3 separate regions of the Mus musculus genome follow, and regions 1 and 2 are each linked to region 3. Evidence: chromatin loops called from intact Hi-C (ENCODE). Cell type or tissue: left cerebral cortex. All regions are shown on one strand. Each heading gives the region's core, and the rest is flanking DNA. Links, peaks and the distances in the headings are about the cores only.

The links. A loop is a pair of places that touch in the nucleus more often than their neighbours do. Peaks named below come from ENCODE experiments on the same cell type or tissue, not always from the same donor. Only the 100,000 strongest peaks of a DNase experiment are listed, where the experiment ranks them.
Region 1: it touches region 3 in a loop (3-fold over the local background); 8 of 42 quality-filtered maps call a loop at or near these places.
Region 2: a loop joins it to region 3, with 4 times the contacts of the local background. A loop is called at or near these places in 7 of 42 quality-filtered maps.

The regions. Positions count from the first base shown.
Region 1 is chr9:45,113,898-45,123,915 of GRCm38, forward strand. It overlaps Scn2b (sodium channel, voltage-gated, type II, beta), which reads left to right and starts at 3,979. Exons shown (of 4, transcript NM_001014761.2): 1 at 3,979-4,196. The coding sequence starts at 4,127. All of the region lies in intron 1 of Gm10684 (predicted gene 10684), which reads right to left. In left cerebral cortex, for the core only: a CTCF peak has its summit at 5,928; a DNase peak (open chromatin) is centred at 4,791; H3K4me3 peaks cover 1,890 bases; H3K27ac peaks cover 2,214 bases.
Region 2 is chr9:44,958,509-44,968,526 of GRCm38, forward strand. Ube4a (ubiquitination factor E4A) reads right to left here and starts at 7,092. Exons shown (of 21, transcript NM_001346698.1): 1 at 6,977-7,092; 2 at 4,829-4,924; 3 at 1,471-1,631. The coding sequence starts at 1,591. In left cerebral cortex, for the core only: no CTCF peak of the experiment used is centred there; a DNase peak (open chromatin) is centred at 7,108; H3K4me3 peaks cover 1,764 bases; H3K27ac peaks cover 859 bases.
Region 3 is chr9:45,049,921-45,059,938 of GRCm38, forward strand. Mpzl2 (myelin protein zero-like 2) reads left to right here. Exons shown (of 6, transcript NM_007962.4): 6 at 1,958-4,123. Mpzl3 (myelin protein zero-like 3) reads left to right here and starts at 5,261. Exons shown (of 6, transcript NM_001093749.3): 1 at 5,261-5,398. The coding sequence starts at 5,323. In left cerebral cortex, for the core only: no CTCF peak of the experiment used is centred there; DNase peaks (open chromatin) are centred at 5,275 and 5,450; H3K4me3 peaks cover 1,449 bases; H3K27ac peaks cover 1,061 bases.

The DNA of each region.
Region 1 (10,018 bases), core at 4,766-7,265, 65 kb after region 3:
GCTCTCTTTTGCCCTATCCCTTGTCAAGTCAGTCCATAGTAGGTGAGAGGGTTATTTTGGACTGGAGGTCAGTTGTGTGGATACATACTAGCCATATTCCTGTTAGCCCAGAGACTGCAACAATATTAGTGACAATGTTGCTATTGTACCCAACACCCCCACCCCCAGACCAGACTGCACTCCTGCTCAACTGTGGCTTTGCGCCTTTATCTTCCTGTCTAGAATGGGCTTTCTCAAAGGCAGGTGTATCTTATTTATTTCTGGGTCTCCAGTTTCAGCCAGCGTCTAGCACATAGGGCTGTTACATAGATTCTGTAGTCCCACAGGATCCTTGCTTATTTCCCATGGTTTTAGTTAGGGATGGTCAGCTGTGGTCTGAGGGCGAAAGCTGTTTACTTCCATGTAATACATTTTAAGCTGAGTTGCAAGATGAAATCGTGTGCCTTTCTGGTTCTTCCCAGGCTAGTCATGCACCAAGACTCATCTTACTAGCCATCCCCTCATTTGTCACTTATCAGCTCTGTTGTCAGACTTTTCTGTCTAGGAACAGAAGTGCTTGGTGCTATCCACTGTCTCAGGGGTCCACTGGGACTCCTAGACTGCATCTTCTGTGGATAATGGAGGATTAGAGTACCTGAGTGGGATGAATGAGTGAATGTGCTCAGAGTCACAAAAGCACAGAAGGAAGAGGCAATTAAGAGGTCAGGAGTAGGTGGCTTTGGAAAGCTCTGCCGCTGAGCCATGTCTCCAGCTTTAGAGTAGATTTGTGAGTCTATGACCTTACAGAGTATCCGGGAGAAGAAAGGTATTTCTGAGGAACTGCCAAGGCAGAGATGTATGTGCTGTGCTGGGTCCGAAATAACTCTCTCACCTACTATGGACTGGCTTGACAAGGGATAGGGCAAAAGAGAGGTTCAGTAAGTGGATCCCTACCTTGTACCCCACAAGTTGCCATGCACTCTAAAGAGCCACTGTGGATGCTATTGACCGGAAGCTTGCGTGACTCTACAGATCTGCCGAGGATGGCAGAGAATGGACGCTTGGTCTTGTGTGTCATTCTCTTTCTGCCAAGCCCCCAAACATGGCTTCTCATTGCTGCTTGCAAACTCATCAAGCTGAAAACTTTAACACACTGAAGAGTCTCCTAGAGGGGTCTTGTAAAACATTCCGCTTTTGACTTCCTGAACTTGGCATGAGGGTCACGACTCTAGGTTCCTAACCAGTTCCCAAGTGGCATCATAGAGACCAGCCGGGGATCCTGCTTTGAAAACCTAGTTCTCAGTGAAAGCCTGTAGCCTGAACTATGTATGCACTTGTAGGCAAAGGAAAATTGCCTTCCTTTGGATTATTTCTAAGTTTACTTCTCCCAGCAGGGTAGGTAATTGAATTGCTGTCCAATAAAATCTTCAGTGATAAATGACACCTGGCAGAAATGCCAAAACCACAGGGCTTCACTTCCAAAAACAAAAAAGGCCCATCTTTGATTATAGTGTCATCTGTCTGCAAAACACCTCTGAGTTTCTGCTTCCTGGACTCCTATTGGTTCCTAGGGGAGGCTTGTCCCCTTGTAACAGATGACTACTGGGGCCCCAGTGGGCTATGGGAGGGTCTGACAAAGCCCCTATCTCCTGGTCCCTGATCTGATCTGGCTACTACTGTTTGTTTGTTCCTTGATCCTGGAAGTCTGAGCTGGCCCAAGGCTCTTGGAAGTTCGAATACTTCAGTGACTATTAGCCAAATTCTAGGGAGAAGCAGAAGAATGTAGGATTGTTTCTTGCCTCCCATGACAATTAAATAGAAACTTCCAGACATAGCATGAGGTCAAGTGAGACAGCAAAGCAAGTTTCCTTTAGTTTCTGGGCCTCACAAGGCACCATAGGCGGCATCAAGAAAAAAGGAGGAGGCCGGCTACGTCAAACTAAAAATCTCTGCGAGCGGTCTAGGCTGAAAAGTGTCTGCGGCCAGCCCACCTGGTTGGTGGTGTTGCAGACTTGGCTGGAAGAGCCTGAGCAGAGCGGGAGGTCCGAGTAGTGCTGGTCTAGACTCTGGGCACACACTTATAAAGAGGCCTCGGGGCCCTAGGGTGGTAGGGATGGGCACCGGGAGAGACTCTCCTGAAATTCGGACTCCTACACCGTGGCTCTGTGCAGGGGCCATGGGAGCCCTACCGTAGAGTGACAGAGGCGCTGGGAACAGGGTCAGTGCAACATCAGGACCTGTCACCTTCTGACTTCTCACAGCCCTGCCTTGAAGTTCCAGTTGGCTTTGGGTCTTGTGCCCCTGGGACAGCTTTCAGAGACCAAGCTGGACTTCCAAATACATTCATTCATCCGGTCAGCAGCATCCCCGGGTGGTCAATTACCTCCCGGTTAGTGAATTTCAAGTCTCAACCAGGCGCTGTGCAGAATTCTCAGCTCTTCCCTGTGTGGAAGGCTCAGTCACAGCCATGTGGAATAAGGGGAGTGGGGTTGGGGGGAGGTCAGCCTCTTCCAAAGAGCTGGGTTTGAATCCTGGCTCTGATCTATCACCTGTACATTGGACCTAACGTTAAGATCAAATTGTGATTCCTCACTGTGGACAGATAAATGTGCACAGCTAAATAAATGATTGCTGTTTAAGGACCTGTGATACGCTTGGCTCTGTTCTCCTCTTTGCTTAGGGCCACTTCTCTCCTAACTTCTACTTGTGACAACCTGTATTCTCCCCTCCTTCGAAATAACAAGTTTCAAACATACACCAAAGCCAAGGGAAGTGTGCCCCAGGCACCACCAATCATCTGGGACCATCAGCTACATTACCCACGGGTGTTAAAAACACAGACACTATCTTTATGATACCCGGCAGCATTAGACGTTATTTGTTGACATAATCAACGTCCAGTTTACATTCGCTCCCTGCTCCCCTTGTCTCAAAACCTGTTCCTTTCCTTGTTGATTTGTTTGAATCCGGGTCCCTCAGAGGTCCATGCTCTATTCTCTTGTAAAAGTCTCTTAGGCATTTGTGCATCAGCCTTCTCTGACAAGTTCTGTATTCTGCGGAAATGCTAGAGCAATGAGGAAGTCATTACTTTCCAAGAGCCTCCTGCCCACTTCGCTGAACCCAAACAACAAAAGGCAACTCTTTCCTGGGTGTTTACATCTATGTACGTACGTATGTACGTACGTACGTATGTATGATCTATCTATTCTCTTGCCCCTCCCCGTGTGTGTGTGTGTGTGTGTGTGTGTGTGTGTTGGGGAGAGACAGAGAGAGACAGACAGACAAACAGAGAGACAGAGAGAGAGCATGTAGCATGAGTATACAGGTGCCACTAATGTGTTGAGGTTAGACCATAACTTGCAGGGATCAGTTCTCTCCTTCTGCTGGGTGACCAGGTGTGTTCCCGGGGATCAAACTCAGGTCATCATGCTTGGCAGTGGCCACAAGCACTTTCCCCAGGGAATCAACTCACAGGCCTTTGGGGCGTATTCATATGATAAAAAGGACTTCCTTACAGCCCTTTGATAAAAACAGATGGCTCTAACAGTCTTTCTCTTTTTCCTTTTTTCTTTCTCTCCCTCCTTCCCTCCCTCTCTCCTTCTCTCCCCTCCTTCCTCCCCTCTCTTGCAAGGGTCTTGCTTTGGAGCCTAGGCTAGCTTTGGACTGCTATGAGTTCAAGGCAGTCCTGTCTCTGTTTCCCTAGTGCTAGGATTGCAGGCACGTGCCACCTCACCTAGAATTCTCTAACAATTTTCAAAGTCTAAAAATCATTTCAAATGCAGTAGGAAGGCAAAATTTGATTGAGCTCTGAGTTTAGAGGCTAAATTTTCTGGCAACTTAATTTCTTCCAGGAATATCTTTTTTATGCCCTCCCACCTGCTTTCTGAAATCCACCAACCACAATATTTACTCCATCCCCTTTTTTTTCTTCCTTTCCCTTATACACCACCCCCCTCTCTTTTTAGCAGCCACATACAAGTCGGCCATATTAGAGAGATGGAAATAAAGCTTCCTCAATGTTGCATATGTCTTTGAAGTACATCCGTGCATTTTCTTTTTTAGCATTTAACCATTCCTACCTTGTGGTCCTTGGTCCCTCAATCACCCTTTCCCACAGCCCACCCGCCTAACGTCACAGTCTCTGAAAATGCACAGGGATGCCTGGCTACCTCGCCCTGCCTTCAGTCTCACGGGGCTCAGTCTGTTTTTCTCTTTGGGTAAGTTAGAACCACATCTGCATGCTCCTAAGGGTCAGAAGTGCAGCTGCAGCGGAAAGAGGAGGGGGCGGGGGAGGGGGCAAGAGGGAAGGAGTGTGAGCCGCTTCCCTCTGTGTCCTTGGGAAGGGGCGTGCTGGGGATCTGGGACAGCTGGGACTGCCGGATGCTGGGCTTCTCCTTCCCAGAAATGTTGACTAGAGGGTGAGTGTTGCTCGGGGATGAAAATGGTCAAATTTATCAAGAGGTGGTTCATCCTGTAGATTTCCCTGAAGTGGACCCATGTGGGGGTGGGGCAGAGCTAGGCTGCTCTGCGGTCTCTTCAGGGATTTTTCTCTTCACCACCACCACCACCACCACCACCACCACCACCACCACCACCACCACCATCATCATCATGTTTTCATTTTCAGTTACTTCCCAAGAGATCTCATAGGAGTTGCTGGCTTCTTTAAAAGTCTCATTTGTGAGCCCGTTCCCTGGGATCTGGTGGATTTAAAGGAGATCGCGTTCTCGAGAGTTGGGGGCAGAGAGTTGAGCCTATCCCACCAATTTGTTGGGATGCGTGTGGGAGGAGGTGGGTATCAGGCTTAAGGACCAGCTCCGGGTTGGCAGGAGAGGCACCAGAGTAGCTGCTACCGAGGCAGGCACCCCTGGTGTGAACCAGATGGAATGGATGAGGTCAGGTGCCCAGGATCCTGGGAAAAGGAGCAAACTGTAAGTGGAACCTAGGGAGAGTTCCTTTAAAACCAGTCTCCGTGGTCCAGCCCAACCTTGCAGACCACCCTGTCGTAAGGTCCCAAAGCCAATTTCATAGCTGAACACCTAGAGACCTCGTACTAGGCAGGTATGTTAGGAGGCTATTTGTAGGCCTGCTTCCCGACTCTACCCCACCCCACAACCCATAAGGTCTCACTTTGTAGTCTTGGCTGATCTCGAACTTTCAGTGATTCTCCTGTCTCTTTCTCTTCCTGGGTGATGGGATTACAGACAAGTGCCACCATGCTGGGCTCTAAACCTGCCTTGTGGACAGTTTTACTCTCACTCTTAAAATTCTCTCTGTAGTGCCTGAGGGTCAAGTTTAAGGATCTTAGGTGAGATTAGGTCCCACTATAAGCTCTCTCAATCTGTCTGTCTCTCTGTTGTCTCTCTTTCTGTCTCTATGCTGGTCTCTGTCTCTCTGTCCCACCTTCTGTGTCCTTTCTCACTGTGCTGGGTGGTATATCCCCCCTCCCTCTCATGCTGGGTATAGGGCCCACAGGGATAACAGAGACATGAAGCAATCCTGGTAACCTGCAAGATAAAGATCTAACATCTTTCGTCTTTCGGAACTGGACCCAAGTTTAAAACTAGCTTTGTGTTTTACTCTATAACCATGGGCGAGACCCTACCTACCCCGAGCGCCACTTCAGCATCACTGCTCCCATGGGAGACTGGAGACTGTCTCTTGCTTGGTGAGCTTGTGACCTAACACACAGCAGGGGCCAACATGCTTCCCGTGAACCCTGGCATGGCATATTTTGCTAAGCCCTCACGCACAGCAGTTACTTGTAGTAGATACTGTGAATCTATTCATGTTCTAGGGTGGAAACAAAGGCACGGTGAGGTTCAGTAACTCCTCCAATCAGGTCATGTGACTAGCATGAGAGAGCTGAGATTTGAACTCAGAACTGAGATTTGTATCTGGCTTAGCACATTCTTTTAATATTGGGTTCTACTGCCCCCAATGTTCAGGAAGTGGTACTACTCTGTTGGCATTAATTGGTCAAGAGTATCAAGTACAGGCTAAAAGGGGGAGTAGGAGGAAGATCTGAATTTAAAAAAAAAAAAAAAAGCCAGAGGTGGAGGACAGATCTCCTCTCAGGCACTGGCCACAGCCTCCTGTCAGATGGAGGCTGTCTATGGCAGCCATATTTAAGTGAACAAGGCCAGGGCTTTGGCAAGAGGACCAGCGGGCCTGGCCTTGAGGGAGATGGTGCCTTGGATGCAGACGCCTGCGCATGAGGGCTGCAAGGAGGCAATGGGAAGAAGTGCATGTTTCAGCAGGTCTGTGAGAGTGGAGACCTGGAGCTTCGGGAAGCTGTAAGGAGGCACGCCTCTGGCAGTCCATTCCCTCGGCAACGGAACTTGGATGCTTGCAGTAGCAGTGGTCACTGGGATGCAGGGATACCACCGATTAGGAGGGAGAGCGTATCAGAGGCAGGTTACATGCGGATGACTGTAAAGATGGCCAACAGCTATTCCCACGACAAGCTCCAGGGTGTTTCTCAAGACCACGCGTTTTTCAGCCACTGTCCTGGTCATCAAGGTCTGGGCTGTGTTTGAGGGGAGCTTAGAGAGTAGAGTGTGGGCTTCCGTTCAACCCTACACATTTGCTGCTAAGGGCAGGACTTAGATTTGGAGGAGAATGCCTCCTCCCTGCCTACCCATACCCCTGGCAACAAAATTGTATTGAGCACTCAGTATGTGCTATGTGCCGTTCTGGACTCAGGGATAGCAACACGAATAAGAAGGAGCTCACCAGAGCCTCTGGAGAGACGCAGGTACATAAGCAACAGCGCCTCAGCATTGTGTGTGCTATGAGAATGTTGGGCATGCTAATGCTGGAGGTCACCTTTTGCTAACAGCTGTGTGCCAGGCTGAGCTTCGCACATAGAGCACGTCACTTAATTGCCCCATTGACCTTAGAGGGGTTAGTGTCCCCTGTATTACAGATGAGGACATTGCAGCACTGGAACCCTAGTGCACTTGCCCAAGATCATATCAAGATCTCTAGAGTCCCAGGCTTGAACATCCTACCACTTGGCCCCTGAGTCACTGGAAGTAATAGGAGCCTGGCTGGGAGAGGATCAGACACTAGGGAAGATGTCACCTAAGCTGTGCCCTATGAGTGGGGTTTGGGGTTTATGTGGAAGAACTCCAGGGAGGACGGCGAGCAAAACTTCCAACCTAAAGCAAAAGCCTGAACAAGGCCAGGTGGAGGGGAGGGAAGAGGAGACTGGGAGATTCGGTGTCCCTAGAGTCCCACGCAAGGGGTGGGGCCTGGCAGGAGATGAGGCTGTGATGTGCAGCTGTGCCCCAGATGGGAAAGGCCACCCAGGAGCTGCACCCAGGTGCCAGAACTCTGCCCTAGAAGCAGCAGGAAGCCACTGGTGTCTCGGAGGTAGGGGATGGGAGTACAGCTTGGTTCTGGCTGCCTGGGGAGGAGATCTGGGCAAGAGAAACTGAGTGGAGAGGCGGGAGAGCTAGACATCACATGTCCCTTGGAGGCAGGAGCTATTAGAAGACAATTCTCCCCAACCTCCTCTTACCCCTCCCTCCCTTTTTAAAAAATCTTCTTTTTTCCTTAAGAATAAGACAAGTGTATAGATTACTTTAGGCCTGGAAGGAGGAGAAAAGGGAATTTACTTCCAAGTCTTTTGAAGAGAGTGTTTGGCAGATAAGCCATGTTTCAGGGTCTCTGCATGATTGCCCTGGGAGAACAATGGATGGTCAGGGCCTAAAGGACCCAGCTGTGTCGAATACTGGGTTGCTGCACCCCACTATCATCTTCCTGTAAGTTGGGAATCAGGAAACCTAGACCTCAGACCTGGTACCAGATAGGACTTTGGTGGAACCCAAGGCGGACCATTGTCTGCTGGGGATTCTGCAGGAGTCAGGGACTGGAGCCACTATGTACATCTTAGGACACCTTGAACGGACAGTAACCAGCCCCCCAACCCAACCCATCCCCAGCTCTGTGTCCTCACCTCAGCCCTGTTCGGAGCCAGGCGGCATGGATTCAGGTTCTAGTTTCTCCTCACTTTCTTCCCTGCTGCTGGGACTGGTTCGTTGACATCTGTGGCCACTAGAGGGCACACGAATCCCATCTGGCTCCTCTTGCAGAGCACATGCAGGGGGAACCCGCATTGCACCTTTCTCTGTCCCCTGCCATTAGCCTGAAAACGCCTCTGGCTCCCCTGCAACTCTGCCACCTGACGTAGCTGGATCCTTCTAGATGAGATGGGGCGGGAGGGAGATGTGAGCTGATGTTCAAACTGGGAAGGAACAAGGAGAAGAAAGGTGGACTTTACCGAGCCAACTAGTTTCACAGAGCACTTGTGTGGGGAGGGGTGGCCCTGGGAAGGTGGAAGCCCTTTCAGGGGGAGGGGCTGGATAGGTCGGAATGCCCGGTATAGAAGGTAAACTGAGGACAAGCCTCCATCAGTTCTTTCCCTCAAATTCCTCAGCCTCTGCAGTGTGGGGGTGGTGTTAATATTTTCTGCACACCTCCCTCTCGTCTGGCACCGGGCCAGGTACTTTTAGACTCGATATGAAAGTGCAAGAGCTGAGAGCCAGGCTTTGTTCCTCTTGGGAGGAGCCCCATCAGCTTCCCCAGCTGGCGTAACCCCTGTGAGCAGCTCTGTGCTCAACTGGAGTCATTGGTGAGCAGGTGTGGTCTCTAGACCCGCCCCCAGGCAGGGCCTTGGTGGGGATTCCAAGGCCAGCAGTCCAGAGACCCTCCTGATTTTAGGTTTCGAGCTCTGCAGGCCCTTCACAAGGGTGGGTGTGCAGTGCAGAAGGGTGCTCCGGCAGGTTTAGCTTCTCTGCTTGCAGGCTGTTGTACTTCTGCTTCTGAAGGGAGGGCCAGCTGGTTTGTGGGAAAACCCAGGATCCTTGCAGCCTGGCTCCTTAGCTAGAGATCCCGGGTAAATCCAGTCCTGAAGTACCCTCAGTCCTAGAGACTGCCCCACCTCACCTCTTAGCTCTTTCTGTCCCCAAAGCAGACGTTAGGAGAATGCAGTTAATAGCAGCTGTCATTTGCTGAGCTCTCAGCATTTACTTTAGTCACTATAAGCACCCAGTGACAGTGTCATGAACTAGGTTTGCTGGAGGAAGGGGCTGAGGCACAGGGATGGGGGTGGGGGTTCGGGGGTAGGGGTGGAGAAGTCTGCTTACATTTCTCATAGTTGATCGGGGCTACAGCTGGGACGGAAGATAAGTGGAATTGGGGGGACATGTGTCTGCCCACATCAGTAGCTATAATCTTCACTCAGCTGGCACCCCATCGACTGCACCCCATCCTTAAACCCCCCCTAAATCATCCCAGATCCCATGTTCTGCCCCTTGGCCTGGTCCTTGCCCAGCTCTAATCTCAGGTCTTCCCATGCCCTGCCTTGTTCTTTCTCAGATGTATGAAGGTCAAATCCAGCCTTAGAAATGTGGCCCTTGATGTTCCATGATGGCTCACTCCTTCTCAAGTTCAATGCTGTCTGGATGTCATTCTCCAGAGCCTTATTTCCTGGCCACCCTTAAACTCCCCTCTGCCATATTTTATTCTTATATCCCATGTCATGTAACATTCCAGACGGCCATGTTCCTATTTTCATTCTTGTCCCTTTATGCTCCCTCACCAGAATACAAGCCCCACCACACAGTGGTTATGCCTCATACTAGTGACAAGTCCTAGGATCTAGGACTAAACACAACCTGGCACACAGTAGGTAATTTACGTGTATTTAGTATCGTGAATGAATGAGGGCTAGAGATGTGGTTCTGTTGGTAGAGTGCCTGCCTCTACCAATTTAAGGACTTACATTTGATTCTGAGCAGTGAATAAACTGGGTGGGGGTGGGGCACCCTTATAATCCCAGCACTCTGGAAGTGGAAGTAGGCAGGTTAAAAGTTCAAGGTCATTCTTAGCTATATAGCTAGTTCCAAGATAGCCTGGGCTACCAGAGGAGGCCAGCCAGATACACCCCTCCTCGCAACACTCCAAGGCCAAATGTAAAAATCAAACCGAACAAACCAGACAAACAAAAAAAGCCATGCCCCATATCACAAAA
Region 2 (10,018 bases), core at 5,686-8,185, 90 kb before region 3:
AACAGGTTGGACCTGGTGGCATGAGGAACTCAGTGTAGACAAACTAAGGTGATAAGGTAGCAAATAGTAACAGATGGGCGTGTGCCTGCCTCATTCCCACTGCCTGCTGCTAATAATGCTCTCAGCTCCAGTCTTTCGAGCCTGCTTACAGCCAGTTAAAAAGCCCTGCATTTACTTTCTTTTGCTTTATCTATAACCTTTCTTCCCTATCTGTCTTGCTTTTCTTCTGTTTATTCAATCCCAATCATAAAGCAAGACCAAAGCCGAGCATGCCCCTGAACTATATACTTTGTAAATAAATGAAGCAAAGACATAAATTATTTTTCCTTTTATTAAAATAAAAACCACCACTGTTTTGGGAAGAGGTGGTCATTTCTGGCTTAAAAGATTATAACTCAGTGGTCAGGAACACTAGCTGTTCTTCCAGAGGTCCTGAGTTCAATTCCCAGCAACTATATGGTAGCTCAAAACCATCTGTAATGTGATCCAATGCCCTCTTCTGGCATGCAGGTGTACATGTAGAGTACATACGCATTTACAATAAAATAAATCTTAAAAAAAAAAGATTATGGGGCTGGTGAGATGGCTCAGTGGGTAAGAGCACCCGACTGCTCTTCTGAAGGTCAGGAGTTCAAATCCCAGCAACCACATGATGGCTCACAACCATCCGTAACGAGATCTGACTCCCTCTTCTGGAGTGTCTGAGGACAGCTACAGTGTACTTATAATAAACAAACAAACAAATAAATAAATAAATAAATCTTTAAAAAAAAAAAGATTATGACTATCCCCAGGGACAATGTGTGCTAGAAATGTATTCTAACACAGTACAGAAAGAAGCTGCACTTGATGTTAAATTCAGCTCCACCTGAGGAAAGCCATTTTTCTGGCTAGTGAGAGATTATTCTGAGTTTTGTCTTTCCTTTTTTCATGTTAAGGCAAAGGATTCAATTCTCAGCAATCTGTCCTAACAGCAGTGAGCTACAAAGGGGGCCACTCAGCAGAATCAAAGATACACTTCTCCTGAGAGGTCATTTAAAGTGCTGGAATTAACAACTCTTTTTTTGGTCAGAAAAATCTCTAGTTTCTCTACTGCGTGCAGCCTGTTTACCACACCACCTTGGTCTTCCATGTTAAAAAGCTACTAACAGACCCTTTTCCCCCTTTGACTAAACAACTTGACAGCTTTGGGATCACAACTGGCTACGAGCCCTGTGGACTCACCTGATAGCCAGTCTCTCTTTATGTGAGAGGACAGCAGAGGGGAAGACCCCAAAATGAGCCACAACTAACATCAAACTAACTTTTGCTTTCACCAACAGAGACAGACAGAGAATAAAAGCAAAACAACTTCAGCACCAAACTTAAGTTCTAACTGTGGTTCATTTCCTAAAGAACCCTTCCTCTGGGAAGATCCGGGCAGACCTGGTTCTAGGAGCGGCATCTGCTGCTACTGGCTCCTCTACTTACCGGACTGCTGCTTCAGCTGCTCTTTCTGGATTGCTGCAAACTGCTTGGCATCAGCCAGGGAGCCAAAAAGAGCAGCAAAGGGGTTACTTGAGATGTTGTTGTTATTCTCCTGGTCTGTCATTTCACTTTAAGGTGTCCTCCATCCAGCCCTAGGGGAGCGGCTATGCAAAGGACAGGCATTAGACTCAGAAGGGCAGATAACACCATCACTGTAATATCCCCACCATCTTTCCTTTTCCCATCCTTGAATACCATGCTTTGGAGTAACACATGCCAATTCCTGTTCCCAAACTCAAGACATATTTGGCAAGACAGTTACCAGCTTACCAACTGGACACAGCTAAAACTCACAAGGCTCAACAGACACTGACTGCACCGACTGGCTGTCATGTTTCCATTGCCTAAACCTTGACTAGTGCACTACTGTAGCACTGTGACATGACAAAAGTTATGGATTTCCCATAAGTTCTTAAGCTGGCAGACTAATTTTCACTCACATGGGGAAAACAAAGTGACGCCTGCTCAGCCGGCTACAGCTCAGGTGGAAGCTGGGCTTCCTTAACCGCACAGAAACCCTGATGACGATGATTTCTTCTTCCCCCCTTCCTCTTCCTCCCCTTCTCGCTCCTTTTTCTTCTCTTTTCTAAAAGGCAGGTTTTCATATTATGTAGGTGGGCCACAAATTCCCTCTGTAGGTGGGGAGGACCTTGAACTCCTAATCCTTCTGCCTCCACCTAATGCTAGGATTACAAACATGTACTACCATGCCTGGCTTGATACTCAGATTTGGAATACTGAATCAAGGCCAGAATCCGATTAGCTGTTAGGTTTGTGCGTCTTTCATCCATATTAAGTTACCTAACTCTACTTACAGGTTTAAAACTACAGATCTGGAACTGGAGAGATGACTCAGCGACTTTTTCTTTCTTTTTTGGCTATGAATATTTAATCACATTTAACAAAAATTATCATACTTTATGTTGGAATTAACAGTTCTTGAGAGGGCTTTTACCTATGCAACCAGAGGGTAGTTTAATTTGCCCCTGATGCACGTGATGCCATGCTGAGCTGTCTCACTGTCAGCAAGCTACTGCTGTTCTCAACACCCCACAGTATCCTGAGATCTAAAAGATGGCAGAAGTATAGTGCACGCTTGTCACTTTGGCTTCGGAATATCACCACCTTCTCCCTCAATATGACACACTTAGTTTTTCGCTGAGTACCAAGTCCAGTCAAGACATATGTCCAGATGTGCTGATTTCACCTATGAGCTCCAGGAGGGCCAGAGAGGACAGAGTGATGGATCCAAGAGTGGGCAACACCTCTATCAAAGCTTATGGGAACCAGTGAACAATGTCTTTGGGCTGACCCTATAGAGAACTCTTTTTCTTCTCAGTTGCTAGGTTAGCAAAGCCCAAGCCCAGAGTTGCCACCTTTAAACCATCTATAAAATCCCTACCTCCAAATTAAGCAACCAGACAGGAAAACAGAGTATTTTAGACTTTTCAGTTATAAAAGTCAACAATAAAAGTTTGTAGCACACGTGTATATAGGCAAATTCCATAACCACATGAGCCAATGTGATGTGCATGCATAAGTGTGTAGCACACATGTATGCAGGCTAACTGCATAACTATACGAGCCACTGTGAAGTCTGTATACGTGTACATGTGTGTACAGTGATATGAGAGTGTGGCACACATGTGTACAGACAAAGTCTGAAACTACGTGAGCCAGTGTGAAGGGTGTATGCATGTGTGATACAGGTACATGGCGTACATGCATGAAGTATGGAGGCCAACAGAGGATGCTAGGGATCCCATGCTGTTACTTTCCTTATTCCCCTGAGACGGGGGCTTACTGATCCTAGAGTCAAGATGAAAGCCAGCTAGCAGTACCAATCCTCCTGTTTCTACTCCCCATAGTGCTAGGGTTACAGGTATACTTGTGGACACATCTAGCTCTTTATGTGGGTGTCGAGGATTTGAACTCGGGTTCTGTTTGTGCACCAGCAACTCTTACCCACCCACTAAGTCATCTCCAGGCCTTTTTATTTTATTTTATTTTTTTAATTAAAAAGTCGAGCCTCACTGTGTAGCCCAGGCTATCCTTGAATGTACAGTGATTCTTCTGCCTCAGTCTCCAAGTGCTAAGATTACAGGCATGTATCGCAATGCCTGGCTTGAGTTATTTTATATTTAAAAAAATACAACTGAATGATCCAGCTCATTAGATAGGAGACAATGATCTGCAGCATATATATAAAAAGAAAGCTGAAAGCAGGAAGAACAGGACATATTCTCAAAACTATCAGGAGAGAGGGCTTAGCACCACAAATGGCATCACTTCCTTTTTAATTCTATTCTCTTCCATTATATACACAAGCTAACTTTCTATTACATCTTTTCCCTGCTTATAATGGAATTTTAAAACTTCCACAGAGCACTCCTGGCAGATCAACTGTGCTAGCCTCTAGGACCCTCAAGTACAAGTTCATATCTGATTCTGAAACTATCCTCCAAACCACAACGCTTAAGCAAATGTTCACGGGCAGTCTCAGTCTTCCAAGTGATTACTCCTGAGCTGCACGTAGCCACACCACACCATTCCTCGAGATCTACTTCAAGGCACAGACTTATTACATCTGGAGATGCAGCAACAGGCCAAGCTCCCAGGCCAGACACTGTGGCGCTTCAGTACCTATGCATATGTAGAACAGAGAATGAAAATAAGCCTGCTATCACCTCAAATGCTGCCCTAGTCAGCTTTAACTGTCAACTTGACATAGCCTAGAGTCATCTTAGGGGAAAGCCTGGTTTGAGATTGCCCAGATCAGACATTTCTTTGGGGGAATTGTCTTGACTGGCTAGCTAATGGGGCTGGAGAGATGGCTCACTGGTTAAGAGCACTGACTGTGTTCTTCCAGAGGTCCTGAGTTCAATTCCCAGCAACCACAAGGTGGCTCACAACCTTCTGGTGTCTGAAGACAGTGACAATGTACTTAGATATATAAAATAAGTAAATAAATCTTAAAAAAAAAAAAAAGCAAGCAAGCAAAGCATCAGCCAGCAAGCAACATTCCTCCATAGGTTGTACTTCAAGGTCTTGCTTGAATTCTTGCCCTGACTCGCCTCAGTGATGGGATGTGACTTGCAAGTGCACAAATAATTCTTTTCCTCCTTTGAGTTGCTTTTGGTCAGAATGGTTTATAATGACAACAGAAAGAAGACTAGAAAGAATGTTACAAACAAAACAAGGTTTTGCCTACCCCACTGAAGTCATCGTTCTCGTATCTACTTAAAATAGGTATAGAGAATTTCCTTCTTTAGAAGCAAGGCTAAATCATGTGACAACTTACAGGAAAAAATGAGGGCCCACAGATCACCTGTTGAGAACCTCGGTGGAGATCCAGGTTAGACTTAGTCATTGAGCTTACACATGAAAATAAAAGTACCTAGGAAGAAAAGAAAGGTCTGGTGAAATGGACCCTCGATACCTGGTTTGGCTTAATACTTACTCTACCTATTTTAAGTTTCCCAGCTTGAGTAGAGTAGTGCATACCTGTAATCCTTGCACTTGGGAAGTGAAAACAGGAGGATCTTGATGTCAAGGCCAGCCTGAGCTACACAGTGAGACCCTGACTCAGAAATAAATAAGTAAGAGGTTGAAGAAATGACTCTACCAGAGTACCAGAGTCTGGATCCCAGTACCTGAAACAGGGCAGCTCACAAATGCCTGCAACTCCAACTCCAGGGACCTGACAACTCCTGCTCTCTGTGGGCATCCACACACTCTTACAGGTACACATCCATAAAAAAATAGATTCTTTAATAGGAAAGAAAGAAAGTGAGAGAGGGGAAGAAACAAAGAGATTAAGAGAGAGAGGAAGAGAAGGAAGGTAGGGAGAGAGAGAGAGAGAGAAAGAAAGAGAAATGGCTCAGTGGTTAAGAGTACTTGCTGTTCTTTTAGAGGACCACAGTTTAGTTTCTAGCACCCATGTCGGGCAGCTTACAACTTTCTGTAACTACAGCTCTTGGGGATCCAATACCCTTTACTTTTGTGGGCAGCTGCACACATATGGCATGCATATATACAGAAACACATATGGAGACATAAGCAAAACTAAAAAAATTATCTTTAAAAAGAAACAGTAATAGTAATAATAAACCCAAATTCCTTGTTTTCAGTTGCCACACAGAAACACATCCACTTTCTTGATAGCTTTTGGGATGGCACAACTACCAGCCCCCCCAAGGCTTTTGGATTTGATTCATTTTTAGTAAGTAACTTCACTTTACATACCTGCTGCAAAAGTCTACATCTCTAGGAAGTGTCAACCATTGGACCCATACAATTCTCTCATTTTCTCCTGACTCAAGCTTCTACTTATATAGAGTGCTGCTAATCCTTTAAGGCCACTACTGGCTCCTGAGAGCATACAGATATTTTAAGATCATGTCCAATCCAGTTTTAAAGTAGAACTATTGGTAACACTGAAAAACAGATTGCTATAGCCAAGTTCTATGGCTAAGGTGGGGTTGGGTGTAGCTCTGTTCTAGAGCACTTAGTATGCACCAGGGCTTAGTTTATAACCCCAGCAACTCCCTACCCCAAGCCCAAATTACACTGTATTAAATTGTACTCCATAAAGTCTCTATTTTGGAATTTAAAAATGTTCCCAAAGTAACATGTCTACCTGGAAATACCTTCAGTGTTACATTAGGTGTCGTAACAAAAATCCTTGCAATACGTTTATCTGCAAGCTAGGATCTCATCAAGTGAAGCACATACACGTCCGAAAACAAAAAAAGAACACAACACAACAAACAAAACCGTCTCTAACAAACCCTGGCATTTCATCTTGGGCCCCATTTTATGTCTCTGGGACCAAAAAAGTCAATGACATTGAGACTTAACCCATTCTTGCTCTAGGAGACAAAAAAGAATCCTAAAAGGAACAATACTAAACACAAAACGTCTGACTCTATGGTCAATCTGAGAAATGTTTTCTCGACCAAGAAAAACTCGAGCAGAATCCAAAGAGCTACAGCTGGGAAGCCGTCACTCGCTTTAAAAGTCAACCTCTTGCTACACGCACCCTACTGGTTTGATTGCTATGAGTCGAGCTTCATTTTGTCTCCTTGGCATCTGGCACTGTCGTTCACTCTTCGTATTTTATCCTTTGGGGTTCAGTAACATTCATAGGCAGCAGGGAGACCCACCCACCCTGCGCAGGTCCTAGATAAAATAAGTCAAAAGACAGCCACAGCCCACACTCGGGCCTTTCCTAGCAGGGACTTGGCAAAGAAGAAGGGAATGTGCAGAGCCACCGGACGCCGGAGCACCGTAAGGGTTTCCAGATTAGACAGGGTCGAAGTTCAAGACGGACCCGGGTCAGGCAAGCAGTTGAGAACAGCAGGCATGCAGGGGCCTTGACTGGCAATTGCTTAGGAGAAAACCGGGTCGCAGCCTCAACACTCTCGTCCTCTTATACCTTGCCTCTTACCGGAGCCTGAAAGGGCAGGGACGACGACACCTCACAGCTACAGCGACCAAAAGGTTCTTACTTCCGACTCAGCAAGGCAACCGGAGCTGACATCATCGCTGAGCGCCGAGCCTGTTGGGTCTTTACCCCGCGCCGGAAGTAGGGCGGTGTCGGGCTTCGCTAATGACAGAGAAAACACCGAGGAGGCGCATGCGCACGTTTGCTGGCAGCTAGCGAGGGTGGGGGGCGGGCCGGAAGTGGCTTTGGGATTGGGCTAGGCAGCAGGGCGGGGCGGGGCAGGGTTGGCTATGACTGCGTGCTTTGAAGTTTTGTGGAATATGAAGCTAGACCTTGGAAATCCATCTCTTGAGGGCAGATACACTATTGTGGTGTCGGGCTCTGCACAGACTGTGACTTTTTGCTTTTTACGCTCCCTTCTGTCCTATGGCTTTTTGGAGCCGTTTCACTCGTTGTGGCTTAGAAGCAGTAACAATACCAACAAGGACAATGTATAAGACGTTTTGAGCAGGTATTAGGTGCCAGGCAGCGCGCTATTTTGGGTTGGTCTTAGATTTATCTATACAATGCTAACAGTATACAGCCTACAAGTCTGGTTAATTTTTAGTTTTTAATTTTGAAAAATATTTATGAGCATTGATTGGTGTTTTGCCTGTATGTATGTCTGTGTGAGGGTGTCAGATTCCCTGGATATGGAGTTACAGACAGTTGTGAGCTGCAATGTGGGTGCTAGGAATTGAATCTGGGTCGTCTGAGCCATTTCTCCAGCCTTGGTTCTTAGTTTTAGTAAGGAAAATGAAAATTAAAACTGTAGTGAGTGGGACACCGTGGGGCATGCTGTAATTCTAGCACTTGGTACATAGAGACAGGAGAATTGAGCATCCGAAGTCATCCTCTGCTATTCAGTGAGTTTGGACTAACCTAGGGTTACTTCAAACCAACCATCCAACCAACCAAAACCCTACCCTATTCTGAGATACCCCTTAAAAAAAATTATATTGGCACAGCTCAATACCTCAGCAAGAGATTGGTAGCATACATGCATAGGAGTACCAGGCACTTCTTTGCTGTACTTGATAGTGTATATCTATATAACTGCTATGAAGTGAGATTTAGTTTAATAAAATTACATGTTCAGATATTTTTCAATGATATCTTTTATTCTTATTTGTTACTAATACTTTACATATATTCTAAGTGACATTTATTGTTAAAGCTAGACCAAATCCCTAACAATGACCTACAAATAATGAGACAGGAGACAATCTTGTCTTAGACATGACCTCCCAAATGCAACAAAATCTATAAAATGGAATTTATCAAAAAGACTTTTGCATTTCAAAAGTCACCATTAAGAAAGTGAGGTTGGGGCAAAGATTAATATTATGTGTTGTGTAAAAAGCCATTGCTCTGAGCTGAAGAGATGACTCAGCGGTTAAGAGCACCGCCTTACTTTCCAAAGGAGGCAGGGTTCAGATTTCAGCATGCACCTAGCAGCTAGAATCACTAACTCCACTCTCAGGGATACAATGCCCTCTTCTGGCCTCCATTGGCTCTGCATGCCCATTGTGCAAAGATAGACCAACAGCCCTAACACCCATATACACAAAATAAAAATAATACAAAATAAATGTTAATGTGGCTATATTGAAGTAGTGACAAATATTGTTGAAAATTCAAGATTCATAAAAACAAAAAGCTGTCATGTCAGTAGGGATGTAAAACGATGCTGTTAGTTTAGAAAAGAATTTGGCTGTTTCTTTAAGAGCTAAAAGTGAATTTGCCATATGATCTTCATTCCTAGGTCTTTACTCCAGAGAAATGAAATTATAGTTGCATAAAGAGCCTTGCACGCTGGGCTGTGGTGGTGTAAGCCTTTAATTCCAGCCCTTGGAGACAGGGCAGATGGATCTCTGTGAGTTTGGGGCCAGCCTCATATACAGAGAGAGTTCCAGGACAGCTAGGGCTACACAGAGAAACTGAGTCTTGAAAAAACCAAAATAAAAACAAAATAGAACATTTCAAAAGAATCCTCATTGCAGCAGTGCTTATAATAGCCGAGAAGTGAAACCATCATGTGTCCTTTGACTGGGGAATGGACAAGCAGTGGACTGCCCATGAAATGGCTTTTCAGCAAGAAGAAACAAAATACACATATACTTGGAGTTCAAGGCTAGATAGATAGCAGGACCTGTGGGAAGCCACATATGCCATTACAAGGTGACGCTGGCTACCACTGGCCACCACGCATACGGTTGGGTAAACAACCAATGTGTACATATGCAATAACGTTTTTTGCCAAGACACTGCCTGGCCCGGGCATGATAATGAGGTTCTGTGAGGTACTGAGAGTATAACCAATCAGGTGTGAGGCATGCAAATGAGGTAGAATGCATAACCAATCCGGGTGTGAGACACGCCTCTCCTAGGCCTATATAAGCAGCACCAGTGCTGGGCTTGGGGTTTCGCCTCTGCAATCAAGCTCTCCCAATAAAGAAAAAGAAAACTTGAAGAGACAGAGACTTGTGGCTGCTTGGGGTTGAGAGTCAGCATAAGGACTATTAAAACAGTGGTGGTGATGTTTTCAACCTGAATTATGATGGGGCAAATTACTAAAAACTGCTGAGAACAGGTGAAATCACTTAAAATTGGCAAATATTATCATAGGCTAATTATATATCATACAGGCTTCTTTTTTTTTTTTGGTTTTTTTTTTTTTTTGGTTTTTTTTTTTTTTTGGTTTTTTTTTTTTTTTTTTTTGGTTTTTCGAGATCTAACTCCTTCTGGCCTCATAAAGCACCAGGCATACATGTGATACACATACATGCTGGCAAACACCAAAACCATAAAATAAAACGTCAAGAATGAAACCTGTGAGCCCTGCGTGGTGGCGCACGCCTTTAATCCCAGCACTTGGGAGGCAGAGGCAGAGGCAGAGGCAGGCAGATTTCTGAGTTCCAGGCCAGCCTGGTCTACAAAGTGAGTGCCAGGACAGCCAGGGCTACACAGAGAAACCCTGTCTCAAAAAAACCAAAACAAACAAAA
Region 3 (10,018 bases), core at 4,016-6,515:
GAACCAGGCTACTTCCTTTAATGCTGAGAGGATCAGATGATAACCTTCCCTACCATCTATCTTGTTTTAACTTTGTGTGTGTGTGTGTGCTGTGTGTGTGTGCTGTGTGTGTATGTGTGTGTGTGTATGTGTGTATGTATGTGTGTGTGTGTCTGTATGTGTATGTGTGTGTGTGTGTATGTGTGTGTATGTATGTGTGTGTATGTGTATATGTGTGTGTATATGTGTGTATGTGTGTGTGTGTGTGTGTGTGTGTGTGTGTGTGTGTGTGTGTATGATGGGACAGAGCTCCTCCTCCTTTCTGCCTCCCCAGCGCCTGGATTCTAAGCATGCGTCTCCATATCCACTGTTTTCATGGCTCTGATGACTGAACTCAGACCTTTATTTTAACATGACAACACTTTACCAGCTGAGCTATCTTATCTGTCCAGCTCAATAAATCATTTTAGATGAAAAGATTAATCTCTGATGGTTTGTTTTTTTTTTAAATTTTTTTTTATGAGTCATTTATGTCATGATGGTAAGTGATCCAAGGATCAGAGACATGGCTCGCCGGCTCAGAGCACTTCCTGATTTTGCAGAGGGCCTGAGTTCAGTTCTTAGCACTCACATGGTGGCTTGCAACCATTCATACCAGGTCCAGGAGATCCAGCATCCTCTTCTGAGCTCTCTGGGCACAGCACACACATGGTGCACATACAAATGGGCAGGCAGAATACTCATAAAGTGAAATAATCAGGAAAACATTAAAGAAAAATTAACCAACTAATATCATGCAGTATAGTCTGTGGTATCTGATAGGAGATACAAATTTAAACAAATTACAAAATATTTGGAGTTTAGGCTGGGCATTGCCGCACACCTTTAAATCTCAGAACTTGGGAGGAAGAGGCAGGTGGATCTCTGAGTTTGAGTCCAGCCTGGTCTACTAAAGGAGTTCCAGGACAGCCAGGGCTACACAGAGAAATCCTGTCTCAAAAACCACCTACCCCCCCGAAACCCAACTAACCAAATCATATATATATATATGTATGTATACACACACACACACACACACACACACACATACTGGATCTGAAAACCATGTAATAAAGAATAAAGAGCACTAAGTAAAATCTTTGAAAATAAAAACTGAATTAGTGGGAGAGTAAACTTAATATTTTCCAGCCGGGTGCAAACCTTTAATCTCAGTGTTTGGGAGGCAGAGGCAGGCAGATCCAGGCCAGCCCGCTCTATAGAGTGAGTTCCAGGCTGTTGGGAGCCGCCCTCACATTTGCCATTATAAGATGGCGCTGACAGCTGTGTTCTAAGTGGTAAACATAATCTGCACACGTGCAGGGGCAGTTTTCCCGCCATGTGTTCTGCCTTTCTCGTGATGACAACTGGGCCAATGGGCTGCAGCCAATCAGGGAGTAATACGTCCTAGGCGGAGGATAATTCTCCTTAAAAGGGACGGGGTTTTGCCATTCTTTCTCTTGCTTTCTTGTTCTTGTTCTTTTTCTTGCTTTCTTGCTCTCTCTTGCTCTTGCTCTTGCTTTCTTGTTCTTTTTCTTGCTCTCTTGCACTCTTGCACTCTTGCTCTTGCGCTCTTGCTCTTTTGCGCTCTGGCTCCTAAAGATGTAAGCAATAAAGCTCTTGCTCTCTTGCTCTCTTGCTCTCTTGCTCTCTGGCTCCTGAAGATGTAAGCAATAAAGCTTTGCCGCAGAAGATTCCGGTTTGTTGTGTTCTTCCTGGCCAGTCTCGAGAACGCGTGTAAGACCAGGCCAGCCTGGGATACAGAGATTTTTAAAATTTGTTTAAATTTGTATCTCCTGTCAGAAATCACAGACGATATATACTCTGTCTCAAAAAAAAAAAAACCAAACCAAATTTCTATTAGGAGTGGATGATGGCACTGCCAGGTATTCCTCTTAGATTCTTCTCAAGAACATTGACTTTTTAAACTTTTGTATTCCAGAAGCTGAGGATTTTTGAGGACACCATCAGCACCCCTTGAAATCAATAGAAATGTTTCCAGCGATGACCTGTCTGTCGTCCTACAGGTTCTGCAGCACAAACCTGCCCAGATGAGCAACGCCCCTGCCTGGCAGCTTTGGGTTCTGCCTGAGCTACTAGACTCAGACTTACCTTCGTTGCTACGGTTCTATCTAATTCCAGAGTGCAATTGTGTGTTAGCTTTTGCAAACCAAGAGGTTACATATTTGTCCTTCCACATTCCTATGGTGTGTGACTCCCATATTTCTGTGCATCAGAGGGGTAAGAAGCCAACTAGCTTGTCTGCCAGAACATACCTTCTCATATTTTAGTTTCTTTAGAACAGCACACAGGTGTGCTCAGGGGTCTGAAGAGATAGCTCATCTATCCTCTTGCAGAAGATCCCAGTTCAGTTCCCAGCATCCATTTGGTGGCTCACAACCATCAGTACCCAGTTTTAGGGGAGGTGACACTCTCTTCTGGTGTCTGCAGGCACTGAATGCATGTGATACATGCAGGCAGATACCCCCCCCCCAAGATAAAAATAAATTAAGTCATAAAAAGATGAGCTAACCATTCCAGCCACTTTTGATTAATACCAAAATCCAAAGTCACACAGGAAGTCTGATTTTCATGGCTATCTTTAAATGGAAACATCTTGTTTTACTGATTTTTTTTCAGTATCCTAGGTTTATTGTTTTGTCAATTATTCCAAGGTTTATAGATGACAGCGCAAATCTAAGCACAATAATGACAAAAGGTCACAAGAACACCAGGACACCAGCAAGTGCTACCAGGATGAATCTCTCAGCATCACTTTTGTATTTATTTATTTATTTTTAGTCAGGTTCTCACTATGTAGTGCTGGCTGCTCTAGAGCTGACTATGCAGTGTTGGCCTGAAACCTAGAGACACCCCCTGCCTCAGCTCTCAAGTGCTTCACTCAAGGGTGTACCCCCACATCTAGCCCGACTGTAGGTTTGTAATGAGCACAGACAGCGTGCTTGCTGTGTGCTCCCTTTTACCCCCAGCTCAACATTCTCTTCATTTGCAGACTGGAGCCCTTAAGCAATTTATTAGAAGACTTCGTGATACACGATAACTTTAAAAGAAAATAGACTTGTGAAGAAGGCCAACTCAAAGCAAATGACCATTTTTTTTTTCAGTCTTATGTGTGAGAACTGGAAGAGATTATTTAAAATACTTTTGGTTTTAATTCACCTTACTTTAAGGAGAATTTGCCATGGGCCAAAGACTACCTAAATGGAAATAACCAATTTTATTTTTCCCTTTATTTGAGTATAAAGCAAACTTTTCAAGTGGCCTATGGAAAGAAGAGGGATGGCTTTCTTCTTTGTGTCTGGTTACATGGTCTGTGCACACTAGCATTGTTTGGAGAACAGAGACCATCTAAAAGTTCAGGTCCAGGGTGAATCTTTGCGATGTGATGGTTTAGTCTTCACTGACTGGGCCACACAGACTATTTCTTTTTAACAAACTGGAATTTCCAAAAGATTCTATTTCTACATATTGGATCTTGTAATTTTACCCAGTCTTTACAAACAAATTGGCATAATTTAAATATAAATTTTGGTCTTGAAATTCATTCTATACATCTTGTTCCACTTTTTAAAATGCCTAAAAAAGGTTTTGTTTTTATTTCTCTCCCTCCCCCCCCCTTAAAAATTAAGACAGGGTCTCACTACTATATAGTTCTGTCTATCCTAGAACTTGCTCTGTAGACCAGGCTGTCCTTGAACTCAGAGATCCTACTGCCTCTGCCTCCCTAGTGCTAGGAATAAGGGCATGTTCCACCATACCCTGGTCTAAAATTTTGATACCTAGTTTTGAAGCTACAAGTTAGAGCTATATTTTCTCTTGTGAATATAACAACTGGATATTTCTTTAAACAGATGGCCTGTGTATATTTCATATTTGTAATGAAGTAGTTAAAAACTCACAGAGAATGTCTCCAGGGAACTTGCAGCTTGTGTCTTGTTTGAATACTCATGGGATATCAGGTTCTTGTTCAGTGTCTCCTTCCTAAGAGTACTTTTGTACTGTAACTTATTTTTTATTATGCATGAATCACTGTGTAAATAAACCCTTAGTAATAAAGAACTATGATTTTTATTATTTGCTTACAAACAAATCTGCAAAATTCACAACAGCAGTTAATGGAAAACAAGGGAAGATGTTTAACTTTGCTCAAGTTTTCTTGGTAGATAGTAGAGTTAGACACGCAGAGCAATCATTAATTGATGAAATTAATTTCTAGTAGTTTTATATTTCTATAGGCTTCACATATTGCTTTGGAGGACTGGGAAATGGGCAAAATGATAGCACACATTTGGAAGACTCATTTCTTGGACCTAACCCTAATCTGAGTCTTACGACTGAAGTCCAGGTTGTCCTTAGTTCTTCTGCCCCAGTCTTGCAGATCTTGGATTTACAGGCTTTTGCCATCCTACCTGACTTAGTTTGGGAACTTTAGAAACAAGGATATTTGTTTTTCTACTCTTGATTCTTCTCATAGAAAAAACTACCGGCTTCCAAGTCTAGTAAAGTATGCCAATGGAAAATGTCAGCTATGAAATATTTCCAAAAGCTGAGGCTTTTTATTCCCTTTTACTTTCATTAACCATGGCGGGTCCAGGAGAATTGAGTGATTACACCAGTAAAGCGGGGTCCTTTCCACCCTTTCTTTCAGAGCATGTTAGACTGTCTCATTCCACGTCAAGTACCGTGATAATGATATCCTTACTTTTAAAATGCAAAGATACACAAACCCAAGTTCCTCCTCTCCTTTAATACACACTGTAATGATTTCATCATCACTGTCACTGCAGTAATTTAATAAACATCCAATTCTGAATGATGTAATGGCTACATTAAAAGGTACACAAATGACGACGCTTGCACGTATTTACCAAAGGACCCAAAAAAGATATATTTATTCTGATCTTGGATGGTCGCCTACGTTTTCCTGAACTTCAAATGTATGAGAATCTTTTGTGAGGGTTCAACTTAGATATTCTAGAGAGATAACTTCTGGATTACAGTCGGAGGATCGAGCCTGGTTCCCTGGAATTCCATAAAAATAGAACTGTTTTTTCAGTCTGTAGCCAATCTGAAGCAGAAGAGCGCAATCAGATCCTCCTGAGAGTCAAAGAACCGCTGATGAGGGTAACCGGGTACGATTCTAGTAACAATCCTTGTCCCTGATTGAGGTTGGGTCCGGGACGGCTCTTTCAAAGGTGACTCCCGACATGACGTCACTTCCGGCACCACCTGCATGGTCCCCGGGAGGCGTAAAGAGGGTGTGTAAGTATCGGAAGAGCTGTCGGGATGCAGCTGGCAAGAGGAACAGTAGGAGGCCGTGGCTGCGCTCTCTTTCCACTGCTGAGCATCCTAGTCGTCCAGGGTGAGTGCGCCAGCTGGCTGGACTCCACTTCCGGCAGGGGGCGGGGGGGTCAGGAAAGATGGTCGCTTTTCCGGTTCCGGGTTGGGGGGTCTCAGAAAAGCCCCCGCTCGGCTTCTGCGAAGGAAGGAAGGAAGGAAGGGAAGGAGGGGGTGTGGGATGGTTTTCTTTCCCGGCTAGCACCTCCCACTGCGGAGAGTTGGTTCCCCTCAGCTCTCAGAGCCCGACCACCTTGTGAGACTTGACACCGCCTTGATGATGCCTTGACGAAACCACAGCGAGCACAGGCTTGGCGGACACTCACTGCTCTTGTGAGATTCTCTGTGCTTGTCTGCCAGGGTTCTGAGTTGCTGTTACACCCTGGTCGGAAACCGGGCAATTCGTGTTCCAGTTATTTTGAGAGACACAATCAGGGCTAGGGAAAAAAAGGAAAAAAAAAAAAAAAAAGAAAAGAAAGGAAGAAAGAAGAAGAAGAGGAAAAAAGGAAAATCATGACTTAGTGATTTTATTTCAGGGGCTTTTAAATAAAACATTTTAGACAAGAGTTATAGTGTGATTTTTCTTATAGCAGGCATATTGCTGAAGAAAAGGCACCTTAGGACTTTCTAAACATTCTGAAGTATAAGAAAAGTCATAGCCATTCTTCTGAAACTTGAATCTTTTAACTATTGTCAGTACAGTGTTGCCATAATGACACTATTGTAAGGTTTGGATAATTTTACTTTCATGCTATTCCAATTTCTAAATTTCAATCCAAACTAATTAGCTTCATTTTGAAATGCGAATATTCTCTTGATTAGTGTGTGTGTGTGTGTGTGTGTGTCTTCCTAAGAAATGGAATACTGGTATAGCTAGCATTAGAATGAATTGTTGTATTGTAGCATTTCTCTGAAAATAATGGACATTTCTGAAAGGGGTCTTTAATATTGTGTAAGTATTAGGTGGCTGAGTCTCATCAGGTAAGATGAGGAGGTTTTTGTTTATCTGGTGACTAATCTGCATGTTGCCAGCACACTCCCTGATCCCTCCCAGCTACCTATGTCATCATAAATGTCCAGTTTTCCCTCTGAGTTCTTTTTACAACAGAGCCAGGCCTACTGTCACCTCATATAAACTCATATATATATATATATATGCATACATACACACACACACAGCAGGGCTGTGGAGGGAGAAATGTCCACATATTGTCCCAATGAGAAAAAAAAAAAAAGATCCTAGAAATTGTGTCTTTTTGTAGATCTAGTGTCATTTCACATATACGAGCAGGTGTCAAATCTAGCAAAACAAATGGTTCAAATTAACTCTGGAGGGCTGGTGAGATCAGTAGGTAAAGGGGCTTGCTTTGCAAGCCTAAAGACCTGGTTCCATCTTCAGACTCTACATACAGGTGAAAGGAGAGAACCAATTCAATAGAGTTGCCTCTGATCTGTACAAGTATGGACACATTCTATTAATAGTTTTAAAGTTATTGATCACTGTGTAGAAACCTATTAAAGATATAGATTTAAACTCCTCACCCACTCCTCCAGGTTTTTTTGAATAGATTTACATTCTGCCTTTAAAACAAACAAACCAGGGGTCTGGAGAGCTGGCTCAGTGGTTAAGAGCATTTGCTGCTCTTCTGTAGGACTCTGGTTTGAGTCACAGAGTTGACGTCATGGCTTACCATGATTTGTAACTCCAATCCCAGGGAATCAGATATCCTCTTTGGCCTTCATAGACCCCCGATATGCAAGTGCTGCACATAAAGGCAGAATTCCCAGACACATAAAATAAAAAAACAAAGGTGGGTAGTTCACAGGCCTATTCATTCACTAAAATACAGTTCAGTAATTTTTAGTGTGCATGGTGTGCAATCATCATTACAACCACTTCGGGAACATTTTTATCACCCAAAAGAGAAACCCTGTATCCATTCTGACCTTCCCACAGGCTCTGGAAACCACCAATCTGCCTCTTTAAACTTTTGTCTACTCTGGGCACTTAATACAAAGTGAACCAGCCACGCGCCCCTTTGTGAGTAGCTCTCTTCACGTGGTGTGTTTGCAGTGCTCCATCTGGTTGGTTGTCTGTTGGTTCGTTTTGTCTCTTTTGAATCGCAGGTGGTGGGCTTTGCTTTCCCACTAGTGTTTACTCGCCATCCCTCTTCAGAGACTGAAAACCCTTACATTGTTGTCATGTTTGAATTGGCCTTCAGTTTTAAGTCTGATTCTGCTTGTTTCAGTTGGCTAAGTATATATAAATGATAGGCTGGGGGTCTGGGGATGTAGCTCTGGGTGTAATGATGCATGCATGTAATCCTAGCACTGGGGATGTGGAGGGAGGAGCACCACAAGTTCAGAGTCATCCTCAGCTGCATAGTGAATATGAATCAAACCTGAGAAGCAGGAGACCCTGTCTGAAAAAAACAAGAGAAGGAGGAAAGGGAAGAAGGGAAGCAATAATGGTGGAGAGCCCAGTATTACACCTTTTCATGTAATGCCAGTATGTAAATTTAAGATAGGAAGATTTGCAATTTGGATGTACAAAGTCAGTGCCTTTGATTTTGTCATATTTAATTTCTTTCAGTTCTAAAATTATTTTATTAGAATGTGATTTGTATTTTTCATTAAATGGTTTTGTTAATTTTCATATTTTTTATGGTTGTGGCTGGTTTTACTTGGCCAGAATAAATATCAAGCCAGAACACGGGTGATCCCATCACTTGGAATCCTGAGGCAGGAGGATGGAGTGTTGGAGGCTGGACTAGCTTTGGCTACATAGCATGATCCTGTCTCAAGAAACGAAATAAAAATAAAACAAAAGTTAAATGTCTGAAAGGATATTGTGCTAAAGTGGGGGGAAATTTGAATCGCTGTAACATGGGGGAAGATTTGAATGGCTGTAACATAGGAGTAGAGAGAGTTTTAAGAAGGGATTTGAGAGAAAGATAGAAATATGGAGACAAGAGAAGGAGAGGAGAAAGGAAGAGAGAAACAGAGGTAGGGAGAAGAGACAGAAAGAGAAAGGGAGGAAATGGAGAGAGAGAAGCGGGGACACTGGGTGGAGAGCTGGCTGGAGGAACAGCTTGTGTTACAGATCTGCAGATCTTGTGTTAGCTCTAAAGCAGGCATTGGCAGCCATTTCCAGTAATGGAATGAGAGTAAACGTTTAGGGTGTGTGGGCAGCTGTTCTCTGCCACTTCTCAGTTTCTGCCAGGTGTGCAAAAGCAGCCAAACAAACCAATGTGGTGGCATTCTGATACAATTCTGTTTACACAAAGGTTGGAGTGTTTTAGCTATTTCCTGTGTGATCAGGGGAGAGACTGATTGGTTTAGACAATCTGGGTTACCCATGGAGCAGATAGCAGGGTGACAGCTAATTATTATGAGTTTGTTCCTTTCTCATGAAAGCCATCTGCTTCCACTTGAATCATGGGTCATAGGTTGCTGACCCCTGACATGCTGTTCTTTGACATTATCCCTTAGGTATCAAAGACACGTAAACTTACCCCAAGTGAGACTCGTGGCTGGTTTCCCCTCTTTCAGTGAGTGGCTTTTTTGAGTAGAAACTGAGAGTCATTCTTGACACCTTTCTCCCTCCAGCATTAATTTCTTGTGGGAACTGTCTGCGAATTTGTGTGATATGTTTTTCCTCCTTCAGTATACCAGCCCAGTCTAGAAGTGATTATTCAGAACTGATCTTTTCCTGAATGCGTGCAGACAGAAGCGTGGAGGGAGGCATTGGAAATTCCATAAAGAAGGTGATAGGGAGAGAATGAGTGAGCAGTGCACATGTGTTCTTACACTAGTAACCTCGGTGACCCTCCCAGTTTCTCTCTGCCCGCCTCCCTCCCTCTGGAGTTTTGCCCTGATGGTGCTTGCATTTCAAGAAGGAAATGACATTTACAAATCAAGTGTGGTCATGGCACATGGGTTTGGGTGGTACTGTGTTAGAGGAACTTTGGAGGAAGAGCAGAGAACTTCAGGGAATTTGGGGAGCCCATCACAAAGTGATGTATGTGAGCGGTGGTGAAGGTGTTTGGATATTGGGGTGTAGTGGGGAGCAACTCTAGCAGAATGGTAGGAATGGGGAGATCTTTCCAGACACGTCATATTCTAAGAAGAGCATTGAGGTGTGAAAGGAAACAGGATCTTCAGAAAGTGACTGGGCAGTCCAGGCACAGGGCAAGGGGTACGATGCCATTGGCAGGTATCTGAGAAAGACTGTTCCTCTTAAGATTTTAATCCACAGCCCCATGGGGAATTAGTTCAGGTTTTCTAGTACGTGTGTTACCCACTTCAATAATAATAGTTAATATTTGTTAAAAGTTTTTATTTTAAGGACTCTACTAAGCATTCTATGTGTGTTTATGTTTGTTTATGTATTGTGCTAGGGAGAGGACACAGAGCCCTACACAGCATATTGGATGTTCACAGTGATCCTAGGAGGGTGGTTATTCTTGCCATTTGCCAAATACAGCAACTGAAGTCTGAACAGGTTAAGGGACTGTGTGTGACCCCGCCCTTATCAGAAGTCAGACGTGCTAGAGCTTGGTGCTGTTCTGGCCACATTCAAATCTACTCCTTTAAGCTCTATGTTGTATTTATGTTCTAGGCTATAACCATAGGCTGAGGGGCA